Regions from separate parts of the Homo sapiens genome. Here all the other regions are linked to region 2. Evidence: chromatin contacts called from ENCODE Hi-C data. All regions are on one chromosome and are shown on one strand. Each heading gives the region's core, a stretch centred on a gene start or an enhancer-like site at or near the end of the contact. The rest is flanking DNA. Distances are from core to core; before and after follow the strand shown.

Evidence for each region. A loop is a pair of places that touch in the nucleus more often than their neighbours do. Pooled maps may share reads with other maps.
Region 1: a loop to region 2 is called in a pooled map, with 2.4 times the contacts of the local background. The contact joins two enhancer-like sites. A Hi-C loop is called at or near these places in 2 of 37 single-sample maps with no recorded cell type and 3 of 50 pooled maps.
Region 3: a pooled map shows a loop between it and region 2 (3-fold over the local background). The contact joins two enhancer-like sites. A Hi-C loop is called at or near these places in 4 of 37 single-sample maps with no recorded cell type and 3 of 50 pooled maps.

What each region holds. Positions count from the first base shown.
Region 1 is chr3:182,714,932-182,717,631 of GRCh38, reverse strand. No RefSeq gene overlaps it. Among named protein-coding and RNA genes, the nearest start is that of LINC02031, 72 kb to the right of the region's middle. RefSeq lists a cis regulatory region at 2,365-2,454. Within about 2 kb of position 1,336, at least 2 of the 41 ENCODE cell types and tissues checked have a DNase peak (open chromatin) inside an H3K27ac peak, as active enhancers do.
Region 2 is chr3:181,919,928-181,922,627 of GRCh38, reverse strand. No RefSeq gene overlaps it. Among named protein-coding and RNA genes, the nearest start is that of LINC01206, 31 kb to the left of the region's middle. Within about 2 kb of position 1,286, at least 2 of the 41 ENCODE cell types and tissues checked have a DNase peak (open chromatin) inside an H3K27ac peak, as active enhancers do.
Region 3 is chr3:182,681,041-182,683,740 of GRCh38, reverse strand. No RefSeq gene overlaps it. Among named protein-coding and RNA genes, the nearest start is that of LINC02031, 38 kb to the right of the region's middle. RefSeq lists enhancers at 36-85, 1,210-1,259 and silencers at 930-999, 1,410-1,479. Within about 2 kb of position 1,345, at least 4 of the 41 ENCODE cell types and tissues checked have a DNase peak (open chromatin) inside an H3K27ac peak, as active enhancers do.

The DNA of each region.
Region 1 (2,700 bases), core at 87-2,586, 790 kb before region 2:
TCTCTCTGCCTAGTTCCTCTAGAATTTGAAAACTAGTTATAAGTATTCTTAAATTACAACAATATAGTTTGCATCAATGCAACAAGAATCCATTTTCTTTTGCAACAGGACACAATTGGAAAAACTGGTTGTTTTACCAAGGCTTTGACTGGAAGGGTGTGTTCCCCTTTAAGGAGTCAGGCTTGACTTGTAAAGCCAATAAAAAGCACCTTAGGAAACTGGCCTCATACCTAGACTACAGCTTCTCAGTACAGGGCTCCTAGCCTGCGGTGAGTAAAGAATGTCACTTTCTAACAGGCCTAGAAACCCCATGCACCTGGAACCTCAAGAAGAAAGAAGTTTACCCAATTCGCATGTATTTAAAGGTTTCAACCCATTCCTGGGCTTGGCTTTAAAAGGTCCTATCTGAGATTCCTTATGGAAAAAGTTTCCATCAAAGCTGATCTAAAAGATGGTTATTCTTGCTGGACTTTATGCAAATAATCAGACCAAGTTTAAAACTAAAGTCTGTTTTGCAAACAGCTCAGTCCTACCATAAGTTGTTTTTAACAAAAATGAGGACTAAAGAGAGAAAAATTATGTTTTAAAACTTATACATCTGTCATTGGCTTGTAGTCTCATTAATTGTTTTTAAGTTCTTGCCTACATTTTAAACTAACCCTGTTTATTTCTGTCAATCTCTGGCTGCAGCTCAAAGGAAACAAAAAAGCATGGGTAATGTAAAAATCTGGAAACATGTTCTAGTTCTGGGCAATTATCCTACAAATACTGACAGGTAACCTATAACCCCAAGGTTTCCTTTTTTTCAGGGAAGGTGAGACCAAGGAAGCTAAACAAAGCCAAGCCCCATACACCCACTTACAATAGCACAATCCATTTAAATGGCTTGCAGGTATCAAACAAACTCAGTAGTCATGGTTATGGCCTATTGTGCCCCCATTAATAATGGCAGTCTTAATACTCACAGTTGAACCCTATATTCTAAGCCCCCTTGTAAACTTTATCTCTTCTCACCTAGAAACCACCAAGCTTCAAATGGTGCTTTAAATAAAGCTGAAAATGAAACCTCCCTTCTACCAGGAACCCTTAAATCAACCCCAGGAGGAGCCCTAGCTGCTGTTCCCCACACAATGCCCCTCTCCAGCAGGAAGTAGCCAGAAGAAGTCATCACCCAATTCCCCCTAACGGCAGTTAGGGATTCCATTTCAGAGGGGGGAAATATGTTATAGGAGGCAGAGAGAAATTATTTAGGTGAGTCCCTGGCAGAAAACTTTCCTTTTAACAAAAAGCAGCTCAGACATAGCTCCCTTTCTAATCTCATGCAGTTCAAAAAGTCACTTCTCTTCTAACAACAAGCAGCCTGAAAGAGCAAACAGTAAAACACAGATAAGACAGCTCCCACACAGAAGGAGCTGGGGAAAATCTCCTGGGTAATCACCAAACTTCACACCTATACAGTGGGTCTCAGTGAAACAGTGGGCCTTAATAAGCACATTCCTTTCCCTTTTAGGTGTACTAAGATAGGGAAGCTAAAAGCAGACTTGAGCCTGTAATCCCAGCACTTTGGGAGGCCGAGGTGGGCGGATCACTAGGTCAGGAGATCGAGACCATCCTGGCTAACACGGGTGCTTTCTGTATGTCAAGTGCCACACTATTAATTCTTTTTTTTTTTTTTTGAGACAGAGTTTTGCTCTTGTTGCCCAGGCTGGAGTGCAATGGCACGATCTCGGCTCACCACAATCTCCGCCTCCCAGGTTCAAGCGATTCTCCTGCCTCAGCCTCCTGAGTAGCTGGGATTACAGTCATGCACCACCATGCCTGGCTAATTTTGTATTTTTATTAGAGATGGGGTTTCTCCATGTTGGTCAGGCTGGTCTTGAACTCCCCACCTCAGGTGATCCGCCCACATCAGCCTCTCAAAGTGCTGGGATTACAGGTGTGAGCCACTGTGCCTGGCCTCACACTATTAATTCTTTTAATTTACTTACCCATCTTGTGAGATAGGTACTACTTTATTACCATTGTAGTTCCTGTTTTACAGAGGAGGATAGTAGACACACTAAGATAAAGTTATTTGTGAAGCTAACCACACACCTAGTAAGTGGCAGAGCTAGGGTTTGAACCCATGCCATCTGCCTTTGGAGATTCTAAGATGATAGACCCTCACTTTGGTATGACTTCCATCTGTGAAAGCCCCTCCTACAAAACCCCTCACTGCCACTCCATCCTAAAATCTAGATGGAGTCTCGGACTGACCACAAACTAGTTCACTTTTTCTCTTATTCCTTCCTCACAACTTAGACACTCAATGATCTTGTAGTTGCCAAAGACTAGGACTTTTTCAGTCTTTTTCTCACCACCTAATCTAAAGAGACACCTGTGGTCAGTTGGACCTTGTGGCTAACTCGCTGGAGAAATTGCAGTTGAAGTTGAAGGGCTACTCTTAACCTTCACATTTATCTTGCCCTGTTGATATCCACAGCACTAGGCATGGTATGTTCTTTGGAACACATGCCCAGTGAGTCCCAAAGTCACAAGGTTATTTGATTTATTTTATTAGCATGAGCTTGCTTATTGGCCCATTTTTAAATGCAATGTATTATGTACAGTTCAATGTACTATGGACAGGACTGCTTAAGTTAATTTGAACTAAATGTATAAAAATGTTAATGGTTAAACACTTTTTCCTTTTGAAAACAA
Region 2 (2,700 bases), core at 37-2,536:
ACAATAACTCACAAGGTACAACCCTTCCAATGCCCACTTCATAAGTAAACAATAGCTTTTTCTCAAGAGATAGTGCCATATTTATTGTACAAGTTATGTCTTGCTTAACCGTTTAACATGGGTACAACTGTGCTACCACTTTTATTAGCTTTCTCTTATTTCATGTGTCACTGACAAAGTATTTTTGAGTGTTTCCCCAATCTCATTTTTGCCATAGTAACTATGATATTTATTGTATAGTTGTGCATATGTCACATTGCCACAAAACTGACTGTTCCTCTAGTGTTCAACAAGATCTTAAAGGAATGAAATATAGAACAGAAAAATGTTAATGAGTAGGAGAGAAAAAATAATCTTAAAGGTCAACTGTGATATCCCTACTCCCGCCCAAAATGTGTGTGATGTATTTGTGTATAATAGAAATAGAATGTACAGAAATGCTAAGATTCACTCTGAGGGATGGATAAAAGTAACCCATTTTCTTTATTTTTTATTGAATATCCAAATTTTCTGTAATTAACATCTACTATCTTCATAATCACAAATACATACATAAATTGTTGGCTTTTGTTGCTTGTTTTACTGTTTCTTACATCTTTTATAATCTGGATCCCAACCAAGCAATCCAGGCTCAAGCAGGAAAGGACAATTGTGGTGCCCCCATTGGAAGTTACTGGGAGCCTGGACTTGGGGTAAGGCTGGGACTGGGAGTTCATCTGGAAACCAAGCTTTCCCTTCTTCACAGTTTTGCCTTGGGCCAGCCCTGCCCAAACCCTTTACCCTCAAGCCTACTCAGGCTCCCATAGTACTAGTTTTAGGTCCTCTTCCCATGTGGATGAGAGTTGGCCAGACTTCCTTTCTAGATCTACTAGAATCACTAAAAGGGTATTGTGTGCGTAAAAACCAAATACCAATCTCCAGGTCTTAGATCCTATCCTCTTTCTTAGAAAATCCAGCCTTAATCCAGTTCGCATTTTTCCCCAAAAGCAGCTTATTCACTAATGGACCAGTCAGATTCCTCTCCTTGTTCATTTGTTCACACAGAAAAAGCTGCCTGGGAGACCACCTGTATCGGAAGGGCAGCTGATTAAAGGGTTGTTTTTTCTGAACACAGATTTTCAGGATAATGCTCAGGATTTTGCACATGTCAAAGTCTCACTTTTCCATATAACAACATGTGGCCTCCACAGGTAGTCCCCTGGTTCTATTTATAAATCCCATCGAACACAGAACAGAAATAAAATATGTATTAGTTTCTAAAGCTATGAAGTTTCACTTCCTCCTCCTCCACCTGACACACAAAGACCAAAACTTTTCACCCATTACCTAGAATTTGCCCATATGGAAATCTGTGTTGAGCCCAAGTCTAAAATAATTATTCAGACATTAACTCCCATGATGTTAAAAGGAATTTGATCAAGTAAGGAACTACTAAATCAAGGTGCAAAGATTAAAAATGTTTTATGTAGTTAATTTACAAACCAGAGTGGTTTCTGCAAAATGACTAAAGGCTCTCTTCCCAGAAAGAATAAACTTTTAAAATTGCCGAATAATATTCAAGAGACACCATGTGCTTTTACCTGATAATGTTTTTGTTTCTGTTTTTTGTTGTTTTTTGTTTTGTTTTTTGTTTTGTTTTGTTTTTTGAGACGGAGTCTTGCTCTGTCCCCCAGGCTGGAGTGCAGTGATGTGATCTTGGCTCACTGCAACCTCCACCCCCCGGATTCAAATGATTCTCCACCTCAGCCTCCCGGATAATGTTTTATTTTGCCTCTTTTTACTACCCTGTCAATGTTGAGAGAGGAGCTGTAAATAAGAAGCTATTTTATAATATAAATGACTATGAATACGAAAGTCTTCCTATAGAAAAAAAAAAAGTCTGCTTTAAATTTAAAAATTCTTACACCAGCTTCTTTACCTGGAATGATGCAAAAGCTGAATTAAATACTTAGCCTATTACCACAGGCTATGTCCACGTTATAGCAAGCCAATTTTTTCAGCTAAAATTAGTCACAGCACTTGAAAAGTAAATATTGCTTTCTTTAAATGGGAAGAAAGCCTGCCCAAGAAAGTATATGAAAATGTTTGTTTCATGACAATGAGTTCTATGTTTCTAAGGAGGAGTTTGAGGAAAAGCCTTGTATCATTAGCTATTTGAGAACTCATAGGCAAGTACACATAATCCTAATTAGGGGTCAGGGAGGGTACGGAAGGTGGAGGAAGAAAAGTTAAGAGATTCGTGATGTTGTAGATACATGCATGGTGCGCTTAGAAACTTCATCCTCTGTTTCCATATACTCTTTTTTTTTCATGTTCTTATTTATTTAGCATGTAGCATGACACATTTAAGAAAATTAAGTTACCTTTACATTTCTTGGTCTGGTCTGTTAAGGAAGGTCACTGGATTATTGTGTTTTGATGATATTAGTTATTTCTTTGAGACAACTTGCGTGGCTAATCTGATTTTTCACTGATGACCAATTTGGGTGTTTTTTTGTTTTGTTTTGCTTTTGTTTTTTTTTAAGATGGAGTCTTGCTCTGTCACCCAGGCTAGAGTGCAATGGCGTGATCTCGGCTCACTGCAACCTCCGCCTCCTGAGTTCAAGGAGGCCTCCTGCCTCAGCCTCCTGAGTAGCTGGGATTACAAGCGCGTGCCACCAAGCCCGGCTAATTTTTGTATTTTTAGTAGAGACGGGGTTT
Region 3 (2,700 bases), core at 96-2,595, 760 kb before region 2:
ACTGAAACCGTGCACTGTGTTGTTTTCAGTGAGCGGTTGTAGAAAAAGAACTTCCAATCTTTTCTCCATGCCTAGGGATTATTAAGAGCGTAGAATTTAAAGTACATTTGCAGGGCTCGATGTGAATGAGGCAAAACCATTTCAGTATCAATCCCAGTGGTGCCAGCAACCCATTCTAAATTAACTCAGGTTTAAATATGTTACAGAAATGTGTTAAATTTGAGAACAAATTTCACTTAGGATCTGTGGGTCTCTGTTACACAAAAGATGGAATACTTTGGAGGCAATGCAGTTCTTATTTAAAGCTAAAATATGGCTTATCATAAAACTATAGTCAGCCCGCTTCAAACACTCATGTCTTCACCAGAATGGGCAATATAGAATGAAAATTACACCTTGAGTAAACAGAATTGTAGATAAATGAGTTATGTCTCAAGACGTTTTGAATATTTTTATTATTGTGTCTGGGCCAAAAGTCTTTCCATATGTCCAAAGGCCCCGTGGCATTTCCAAATCAGCCGTGGGTGACGGTGGGACCGCGGGGCTCGTATGATGCCAACGCAAGCGTACCGGGTGGTCCTCATAGTTTGTTACATTCCAAAATGCAACCATTAAAGGGGCGGCCCTTACCTTCCCTAGTGAATACAAAAAGCCTTTGGAGACCAAAGGGCTGGAATGCTGGGGCAAACGCCACCCCACGTGCTGACCCCTTGGCCAGAGCCGAGGCGGGCGGCCTGGAGTCCCCAGCGCGGAGCCCCCAGGTTCCCAGGAGCTCGGGTCGCTCTCCGCTCTCCGCCCCTCGCCCGGGCCCACGGAAAGGGCTAAATGGCTTGCGACCAAACAGCGAATTTAAAAGGAAGCTTTCACGAAAAGCCCAAGGGAGCGGCAGCCCAGATTGTGTGGAGGGCAGAGCCGCGGGTTCCGAGGGTCCCCGGGGCGAAGCGGGCAGGGGCGCACCTCCGGGCCGCGGGCAGATGGAACCCGGGCTCCCGGGCCGGCGCGCGGGGGGCGGCCGCCTAGACATCCTCTCATTCGGCTGAAGTTTATTCTGGGCCACCGAGAGCTGGAACAGGAAATGTTCCGTCTTTCATGTCCACCGGTGGGCTTCAGACAGTTTTGCACCTCCCGGCGAGCACTGATTAGCCGGCTGAGTTCTGCCGCATTTGAAGTTCACCATTTATTATTAAAGAGAAGTGGCAGTGATTAGTGCTGGGTCCTCGGGGAGTGGAATAAATATTTACTAAATAAGAACGTTCCGCCATAAAGGAACGGCTCGAACAGGTTTCTGAAACCCCGGCGCGGGCCCCAAGTGCCGCCCCCAGGCAGGAAGCGGCGTTGCGGGGCTTTCCGCGAGAGGCTGCCATCTGCAGACCGTGCTGGGCGGCGACCTCCGCGGGGCAGGGCTCGGCCCGGCGCAGCCAGGGCCCGACGAAACTCGGCACTCTGGGCGTTTAAGTTATTTTATAGGCTGTGTTTGTTTTATAAAGGCAGAGGTGAATGTCAAACTAAACTTCGAACCTTTCTTTAATTTAAGGAACAAAGTAACATTTTATCGCTCAAGTAAGGGGACTGTGTTGCTTCCAACGTTAGGAGCATTTTCCAGTATGCTCCAAAGTGTACCCAAATTGTGAGCATCCAAGAAAGCATATTTATGTATATTTCAAAACATTATGTCATACAATGTAAATTATACAGTTTTTATTTGTCAACTGAAGAATAATAGTAAAAAAAAAAGTTTATTTAGTTTATTTGGCAATTAACTTACACGATGGCATCCCTGTCAAAAGCATTCATGTTGGTTGTTTAAAAAGCGTTTTCCTTAATTATTAGAATAATACTTTTACTGTAGAAAATATGAAATTTGCATATATCTAAACATCAGTATCACATGCTTTTTTCCATCATATTTTGCAGTGGGAATTGTCCAATGACATTACATATTTTTAGGGACAAATTTAGTGTCTATATCCATTTATTTAACTTACAGTGAATTAATAAACATTAAGGTAGTTTCAAGTTTTCCTTATTATAATAGCTCAATTAATATTTTTGTATGCAATTCTACACTTGTCTGATTATTCCCTGGCACCATTTTATTTTGAATTTCTTTTATTGTAAGTTGGGTTTAATATTATATTGCGAATAATTACAGAGAAGGGCCAGTTTTTGCTCATCACCATGTACCTGGTGTCTTGTATTATGCTGAGCACATACCAAATGCCCAATAGATATTGATTGAATGAATAAAAGAATAAAAAGTTAGTAGAACATTTGAATTTCTTGTTTTGTGAATTGCTTAATATTATTCATTTATTATGATAAGTTATCTTTTTCTTATGAATTTATAAGCTGTGTTTTAGGTAATAAGGATTTAACCTTCGGTTTGTCGCACATATGGCAAACCTCCCTCCCGTCTACAAAGCATAAGTTTGTGTGTATGTGTGTGTGTTTGGGTACTTTTTGACTTCTAGAAGTTAAAAAAAATTTCATAAGGTTATATTTGGATGATACTCTTTATCACACATGCAAGTTAAATGGCTATAGACAATACTCTACAATCTGTTTTGTGGTATTTTTACATATTTTGGACAGCACATTTTCATTCTTCTATTTATCAAGTTTTTCCCTGGACTTGGAATTTTTTTCAGGATATAACACATGGAGTAAAAAGGTAGTACAATCTTAGTCTTAGTCTGACAA